Linked DNA regions of Homo sapiens: region 1 is linked to region 2. Evidence: read pairs that join two places in POLR2A ChIA-PET (ENCODE). Cell type or tissue: PC-9. All regions are shown on one strand. Each heading gives the region's core, and the rest is flanking DNA. Links, peaks and the distances in the headings are about the cores only. Region 1 has its middle 8.2 kb from the start of PLK4. Region 2 has its middle 58 kb from the start of INTU.

What was found. Peaks named below come from ENCODE experiments on the same cell type or tissue, not always from the same donor. Only the 100,000 strongest peaks of a DNase experiment are listed, where the experiment ranks them.
Region 1: POLR2A ChIA-PET joins it to region 2 with 6 read pairs; 2 of 35 experiments call an interaction of 5 or more read pairs at or near these places.

What each region holds. Positions count from the first base shown.
Region 1 is chr4:127,870,507-127,874,911 of GRCh38, reverse strand. No RefSeq gene overlaps it. Among named protein-coding and RNA genes, the nearest start is that of PLK4, 8.2 kb to the left of the region's middle. In PC-9, for the core only: no CTCF peak of the experiment used is centred there; no DNase peak of the experiment used is centred there.
Region 2 is chr4:127,573,217-127,577,563 of GRCh38, reverse strand. No RefSeq gene overlaps it. Among named protein-coding and RNA genes, the nearest start is that of INTU, 58 kb to the left of the region's middle. In PC-9, for the core only: no CTCF peak of the experiment used is centred there; a DNase peak (open chromatin) is centred at 1,563.

The DNA of each region.
Region 1 (4,405 bases), core at 87-4,086, 300 kb before region 2:
GAAAGCCCCTGTCAATTCAGAATTCTATTATCTAACAAAAACAGTAATTTAGATAAATGAAAACAAGATAATTCATCATCCACTGACCTGCACTACAAGAAATGCCAAAGGAATTTTTTCACACTGTGTGGATTTGATAAGAAATAGAAACTCATATTGTCAGAAAGTAATCAAGAACATCAGAAATGGGAATTATGGGCTGGGCATGGTGGCTCATGTCTGTAATCCAATCACTTTGGGAGGCCGAGGCAGGCGGATCACTTGGGCCAGGAGTTCGAGACCAGCCTGGCCACCATGGTGAAATCCTGTCTCTACCAGAAATAAAAAATTAGCTGGGTGTGGTGGAGTGTGCCTGTAATCCCAGTTACTTGGGAGGCTGAGACACGAGAATCGCTTGAACCCAGGAGGTGGAGGTTGCAGTGAGCTGAGATCGCACCACCACACTCCAGCCTGGGTGACAGAGTGAAACCCTGTCTCAAAAAAGAAAAAAAAAGAAAGAAAGAAATGGGAACTATGTAGATAAATATAAAGAACTATTATTTTGTTTCTTTATTTCTTTAAAATACACATCAGTAAATAATGTGAAAATTAAAATATTTTATTTGGCCAGTTGTATATCTTCTTCCCTTTTAAAAAAATATGAGACAGGGTCTTACTATGTTGCCCAGTTTCATTTCAAACTCCTAGGCTCAAGTGAACCTCCTGCCTCAGCCTCCGAAGTAGCTGGGACTAGAGGTGCGCTTGGCTGTGTATCTTATTTTGAGAAGTGATTTTTCAGGTCATTGGCCCATTTTTTAATAAAATTACTTCTTTCTTGCTATCAAGTTGAGTTCTTTATTTTGATATTAACCCTTTATCAGATGTATGGTTTGCAAATATTTTCTCCCAAGTCATGGGTAGTCTCTTCACTCAGTTGATTGTTTCCTTGCCTGTGCAGAAGCATTTTGGTTTGACACAATCTCAGTTGCCAATTTTTGCTTTTGTTGCCTGTGCTTTTGGGGTCATATTTTAAAAAAATCATCGCCTAGACAAATATCATGGAGCTTATCCTTTATATTTTCTTCTAATAGTCTTACAGTTTCAGGTCTTGTGTTTAAATCTTTGATCCATTCTGTGTTGATTTTTGTATATCAGCTGACATAAGGGTTCACTCTCATTCTGCTGCATGTGGAGGTCTAGTTTTGACAACACCCTTTATTGAAGAGGCTGTCCTTTCCATATTGTGTGTTCTTGGCACTTTTGTTGAAGATCAATTGCCTAAATGTATGGATTTATTTTGGGGCTCTCTATTCTGTTCCATTTGTCTATATGTCTGTTTTTATGTCAGTACCATGTTGTTTTAATTACTATAGCTTTATAAATTATTTTGAAATCAGGTAGTATAATGCCTCCAGCTTTCTTCTTTTTGCTCAAGATTGCTTTGGCTACTCAAGGTCTTTTGTAATTCCAGGTAAATTTTAGGATTGCTTTTTCTATTTCTGTGAAAAATGCCATTACAATTTTGATAGGGACTTCCCTGAATCTGTGGATTGCTTTGTGTAGTATGGTGTATTAGTCTGTTTTCACACTGCTATAAAGAACTACCTGAGACTGGGTAATTTATGCAGAAAAGAAGTTTAATTGACCCACAGTTCTTCAGGCGTAACAGGAAGCATGACAGAGAAATGACCATAGTTCAGATGTCAGGGATTAGCACGGGATTGTGAGGGATGATGGCTCCAGTCCTGAAAAGCCCAACAGTGGCGCCTTTGGAGGGGGCATAGCCATGTTTCCCTCTCTGGTGGTAGTGGAGGGGTCTGCAGTGGGGATGGCTGTTGGTTACCTCAGTTGCTGGTGTCCTCTATAGAGCAGGTGAGTGGGGACCACAGTAGCCCATGCTGTGCGGCTGATACTAATAGCTCCTACCCTTGTCTTTTGTTCCTGTCTCTAGATGTCTCAGGTATACTGCTGTCCTTTGACTGTTCCACATTGGTTATTCTCCATTTTTCTCCTCCACTGTGTTACCACAAGTTCTTAAATGGGCCCTTGATCCCTCCCAAAGTTATTATCATTTATGGATAACTATTATTATCCATAACAATACTCTGCCATCTTGCTAACATCACTGTCCTCTCCAATTCATTTAATAATTATAAGATTATTTATTTGTTTATTTATTTTGAGACAGAGTCTCGCTCTGTCGCCCAGGCTGGAGTGCAATGGCCTGATCACGGCTCACTGCCACCTCTGCCTCCTGGGTTCAAGGGCTTCTCCTGCCTCAGCCTCCCAAGCAGTTGGGATTACAGGCGCATACCACCACCACTGGCCAATTTTTGTGTTTTTAGTAGAGACGGGGTTTTGCCATGTTGGCCAGGCTGGTCTCGAACTCCTGACCTCAGGTGACCTGCCTATCTCATCCTCCCAAAGTGCTGGGATTACAGGCGTGAGCCGCTGCACCAGCTGACATCTATACAATTTTATTTATTATTATTATTATTATTTAGAAAAAGTCTTGTCTGTTGCCCAGGCTGGAGTGCAGTGGCACGATCTGAGCTCACCGCAACCTCTGCCTCCCACATTCAAGTGATTCTCCTGCCTCAGCCTCCTGAGTAGCTGGGATTACAGGTGCCAACCACCATGCCCGGCTAATTTTTGTTTTTTTAGTAGAGACAGGGTTTCACCATGTTGGCCAGGCGGTCTTGAACTCCTTATCTCAGGTGATCCACCCACCTTGGCCTCCCAGAGTGCTGGGATTACAGGCGTGAGCCACTGCACCCGGCTGACATCTGTGCAATTTTAAAGATACTTCCTTATAGGATGCTTTGGTTCTTCATCTATTTAATCATAATCATAGCTACATCTCTATTTCTTTTTCTTCTTTTCTTTCTTTTTTTTTTTTTGAGATGGAGTCTCGCTCTGTCACCCAGGTTGGAGTGCAGTGGTGCAATCTCACTGCAACCCCCACCTCCCGGGTTCAAGCGATTCTCCTGCCTCAGCCTCCGGAGTAGCTGGGATTACAGGCGTGCACCACCACACTCAGCTCATTTTTGTATTTTTAGTAGAGACGGGGTTTCACCATGTTCACCAGGATGGTTTGATCTCCTGACCTCATGATCTGCCCGCCTCAGCCTCCCAAAGTGCTGGGATTACAGGTGTGAGCCACCACGCCCAGCCATGTCTCTATTTTTTTAAGTAGCAGTACACATTCAATTCACCAATTCCCTACTTTCTGTAATCAGAGTTGGTGTCAGTTGCTTTGTCACTATCATCACATGAAAAGAATAAGGTTCTAGATTTCAAGGCAGCATCTGATACTTGCTTTGCTTAACTACTCTCCTAAAATCAAGACATAGGAACAAGATCCCCCCCAAAACTTATTCAAGTCCTACCGTCTTGCCCACTATGTGTCAAATAGCGGTGTGGTACCCTCATAGCATGTATCCTAGGCTCTGAGAAAAGTAAGGAAAGTCAACATTTAATGAATATTTACAATGTGCCAGGCACTATTCTAAGAAGTTTGCCCACATTAGCTGATCTAATCCTCACATTAGGTTTATTCTTTTTCCATTTTATTGGTGAAGAACAGATACTATTTTACAGATTAAGAATCTGAGGCAGCCTGGCTCCAAAGCCCACTCCAAAGCACCACACGTCAAGTGCTGGCATCCATTATTCATTCTTCCTGCTTTTGCTCCTGCCCCACTTTGTCTATTCACTGCATGGAAGCCAGTGAAATTCTGTTAAAACATTTTAGATCATGTTGGCCCTCTGCTCAATCTCTGCAGTGGTCCCCATCTCACTCAGAGTAAAAGCTGAAGTCCTTTCAGTAGCTTACCATGCTCCTCCACGTGGTCTTCTTTCCCATCACGTATCTGCTTGACCTCACTCCTGCTGTTTTCCCTACATCCACTTCACTCCAGCCACACTGGCCTTCTGACTTCTCCCAATACACCAAGCATACTCCAGCTTTGGCACTTGCTCTTCTCTCAGCCTGGAGGGCTAAGTGACTCACCCTCTCCTCTTTCAAGTCTGTATCTGATGTTAACTTTTCAGCACAGCCTTCCCTGCTCATTCTATTTAAAAACTTCAAGTCCCTCCCTTTTCCTGGAAAACCCTATTTCCCTTCCCTGCTTTATTTTCAGAAGAAGAATCTCAGGCAGCCTGGCCTCTCTGCTTTATTTTCCCTTACACGCTTTAACATCATACTTCTTTATTCTGCTCATGGTCTGTTCCCCCACTAGAATGTCCTCTGTGAAGACAAGTTTTATTATTTGTTCTTTTGCTGCTGTACCTTCACTATCTAGAATAGTACTTAGTGTATAATAAGTCCCCAGAAAAATATTTGATGAATGAATGAATTAATCTAAATATATGGAAGTTGGAGCAGAGGTTGAGAGGCAGAACAAGAATGGGTGGGTACAAGTCT
Region 2 (4,347 bases), core at 1-4,000:
ATGTGTATTTCTGTACCTCCCTGGGTTAAATGAAAATTGAGGGCTCAGTTTTTAGATATGGTGACATGCATTTAACTGTGATGATTGTATTGATCTGAGAATAGTTCACAAGTGAATAAAGTATATATTTTAATTTCAAGTGTTTTGATTAAATCTTTAATGTAGGTGCAAATTTTGTGCTTGCACAGTATTTTATATTTAATATACTTTAATTAGAATTGAATTAAAAGAAACTGTAGTAATCATCAAGTACCATCTTTTTATTTCATAGATGAGTCAATTGTGATCTAGAAAGGGTAAGTAATCTTATTAATAGCATAATCATAGCTATAGCATTCTGTGTCAAGCACTATGCTGAGTGCTTTACACACTTGATCCTCACAGCCGCCACATGGGGTGAGCATTATGGTCCCCATGGGGTGTGCCCTAATAAGTGGCAGAGATGTTCAAGGGCAGCTGCAACCTTCCTCTCTGCTGACAGTGTGACTGTTTTTAAGAGAGGCTCTCTGAATATTCATGGTTTATGTTTAGACATGAAAAAAATTCCAGTATCTAGGCTGCTTGAGTTTTGGGACAAAGCCTTCCGTATTTCCTTTGCTTGACTCCAAAGCCCAGGTTGTTGACTACTGTGCTGTATTGCTTCTAAGTGATAATGTTCTAAGTTGATAATTGGGATAGTTGGGTCTCAAGCCTCAAAACAAACCCTTTATATTCCCAGTTTGGTGGTGTCTTCAGGATACCTCCTCTCCCTAATTCTTTGAGCAAGCACTGGATCATACAGGGAGGTAAAGGGGTGTTAAAACCCCCCTGTTAGGTGTTCCTACTGCCATAGCCCTGTCTTCAAGTCCCCAGGTCCTCTGACCGATCCATCCCTCAGTGATTGCTTGAATTTTGGTCAAGGTCTACTTCACCGTTTTTACATGCCCTAAATTATTTTGCCATGTTGTTCTAGGAATATTTCCAAATTAAACTGCGCAGAGATTAAGGAGAATAATTCTATCAGCATTTTTTTTTTTTCTAAAGAGTTATGGACTAGGGGAGAAATGAGGAAGAAAGACAGAGCACATTTAATGGTGTAGACCATACTGTTCTGCCAGAAATTCTTCCTTGTTTTTAATTCTTTTCTTCTCTCCAGAGACAGTGTTTTAAAGAACATTCAGAAGGAAGACATAAAGGGCTAACATCTTTGGAGAAGATAAATATGTGTTATCTGAGAAGAATAACCTGAACCATCATTTGCAAATGACATAATAATCATCAAGAAATGCTGAAACCAAAGAATAGTGTGTTATTGAGTTCCACGGTTTTCTTTGAATTTTTGCCGTATCTTTGTTTTGTTTTCCTTGTGGGAGAAGACCATTATGCACATATCCCAAAGGATTCTGGAGAGTTGGCTTGTTCTGTTCTCTCTCCACACCTGGCTAAATACTCTTTGGCACTATACAGCTTGGGTAAGATGTGGATTTATTGACCAACAGCCTGGGGGTGACTGTGTCAAAGGAATACATTCAATCATTTTTCAGAAAGCTAAAGGAGCAGGAGGATTCCAAAGACTTAGGAATCTTAAAAATTTGAAAATTGACTTAGCAAAACCACATCCAAAAATTTATATCCAGGAAGTAGTGGAACAAGTAAACAAACTTGCAAATGCAAAGTTGTTCATTGAAGAGTTATTAAGAATAGTAAACATAGGAAGTACCTTAAACATATGGGGGAATTTTAAAAGTTTTAAAAATTAATTATGGGGCTGGGCATGGTGGCACATGCCTGTAATCTCAGCACTTTGGAAGGCTGAGGTGGGTGGATTGCTTGATGTCAGGAGTTTGAGACCGGCCTGGCCAACATAGCAGAATCCCGTCTCTACTAAAAATACAAAAATTAGCTGGGCATGGTGGTGCATGCCTGTTGTCCCAGTTATTTGGGAGACTGAGGCAGCAGAATCGCTTGAACCTGGGAGGTGGAGGTTGCAGTGAGCTGAGATCATGCTACTGCACTCCAGCCTGGGGGACAGTAGTGAAACCGTGTCTCAAAAAAGAGAAAATTAATACATAATTCATTTATTGAATGGAATATTATTTAACCATGAAAAACTAATGTAGATAGATATTTGCTTGGATGAAGAAATTTCATAGTATGTTGTTAAGGGACAAAGCAGATATTTTATGTATTATATATTTACAATATAATTCAATTGTGGTATTCTTTGGACAATTAGACATAATTTTTCTTTCTGATCATCTATGATTTTAACTTTTTCTACAGAAAAACTAGGACTATAAAAAGTTTAATCAACACGAAACACACATATTTAAAAGTGTCTCCCATAAGATGTTCTTATTTCCTTTCATCCAAATACGATGGCATTTGTATGTGCATGTATGTGTAGAAATGAAACGCTGTTTCTGAGAAAATTCTCTAGTATCTTAGTATTTAAATTAAGGGAGAGAACTTTAAAAATAAAAGTAGTTATGTCACTTCTCTGCTCAAAATTCCCCAAAAGCTCCACATGTTAAAGCTACAGATTTTTAAAACGACCAAGAAAGTCCCACCTGAGCTGACCCTTCATTGCTTGTCTGACTGCATCTAGTATTTTCCTTCAGCTCACTCTGCTCCAGCCACACCCCCTGCTGTCCCTAGAACTCTCTAGGCTTGTTTCTTTCCTACGGCTTTTGCACCTGTGGATCCCTTTGCCTGGAATGCTGTCCCCCCAGATTCTGCCTAACACTATCTCTTTCAAGTCTTTGCTCAAATGTCTTCTTAATGAGGCCTGAACCTTTACTGTACTTAAAATGGCAACTTGCCCATTTTTCTCAGTACTCCTGATCTTTCTTGTTCTGGCTTAGTTTTTTTCTACTGGACAATATAGTATTACTTCAGTAGGGAGTCTAATGATGATCATTGTATTAAAAACACTCCAAATTCCATGAATTGTTTGGTTGACAAGAAAGAGGTTGATTAACTTCAGATTTTGTTAATTACGTATGTTAAGTTTCTGGGAAGTCATAAGAAAATAGAAATAGATTATATATTTTTCAAGCTTTTAGAGGAGAATAAAGCAAAGAAGTGTCAAAAAATCAGTTAATCCAAAAGAAGTCAAGGAAAAAGAAATAAATGTAGAAAAAGCAGGATAAAATGAAAGCACAAAATACATAAATAAAAAATATGTTTTCAATAAATATAAATTAGTTAAATTCTCTATTTAAAAGCAAAACATTGTTATAGTGGATCACTCACACACACACACACACACACACACACACACACCACACACAGACACACACCCCTGTAACGATACCAAAAAGTTGAAAGTAAAAGGATAGGAAAAGATAGGTAAATATGTGTGAAATGAAAGCTGGTATAGCCATATTACTGTTGGACAAATAGACTTGAAGTTTAAACAGGGTGAAAGAAAACCAGTACATAGTTAACTTAAAAAGAATTAATTTATCCTTCCTAGAATAATAACATAACTTTGCATACAAAAAGCAAAAATTAATAGAACTGCAAATAAAAATTGTTATATTTACTATGTATCCACTGTTTATCAAATTGGTAAATATCACCTTGGAAAATTTTAATGGTCTTCTCAGCAATTTATAGATTAAGCCAACAAAAAAATTAGTAACAATATGGAAGACTTCAGCAACATAATTAGCATGAACTAATTACGTTAATCTAATGAACTTATATAGAAAGTAGAACCCTGCAATTGATGTAGATCCATTCTTTTCAAGTTCATGTGGATCATTTACAAAAACGGACTAAATTCCAGGCCATAGAGCAATAATTCAAATAATTAATATGCTATAGATCATATTTTTGTTTCTCTCAAGACAATTATGTTAGAGATCAATAAGATGATACAAGATAAAATAAATTCCCTATATTTGGAAATTAAAAAAACCCCAAGCCTCAAACACTTGTATTATAAAAGAAGAAATTTAAACATTATTGACTTAATTCAGTCTCTTTAGAAATTTGAACAAGCACAGTAGAATAAACATAATAAAGTAAAAAGAAGGAAATAATAAAGATAAGAAGGGGATTAATAAAATTAAAAATGAGATATAATAAAGAGAATAAAGAAGTAAAGAAGATATAATAAAGAGAATAAAGAAGTTCATTGATAAAAGAAGATATAGTAAAGAGAATAAAAATAAGATTATAATAAAGAGAATAAAAAATAAGATATAATAAAAAGAATAAAGAAGTTCATTAGTAAAAGGAGGAATCACCCTGAAAATGAGAAAGATTTGATATGGAATAAGAGAGAATTTGTGGTTAAGTATGTGAGGCGATAGATATGTTAATTAAGTTGATCTAATAATTCCACAACATATAATATAT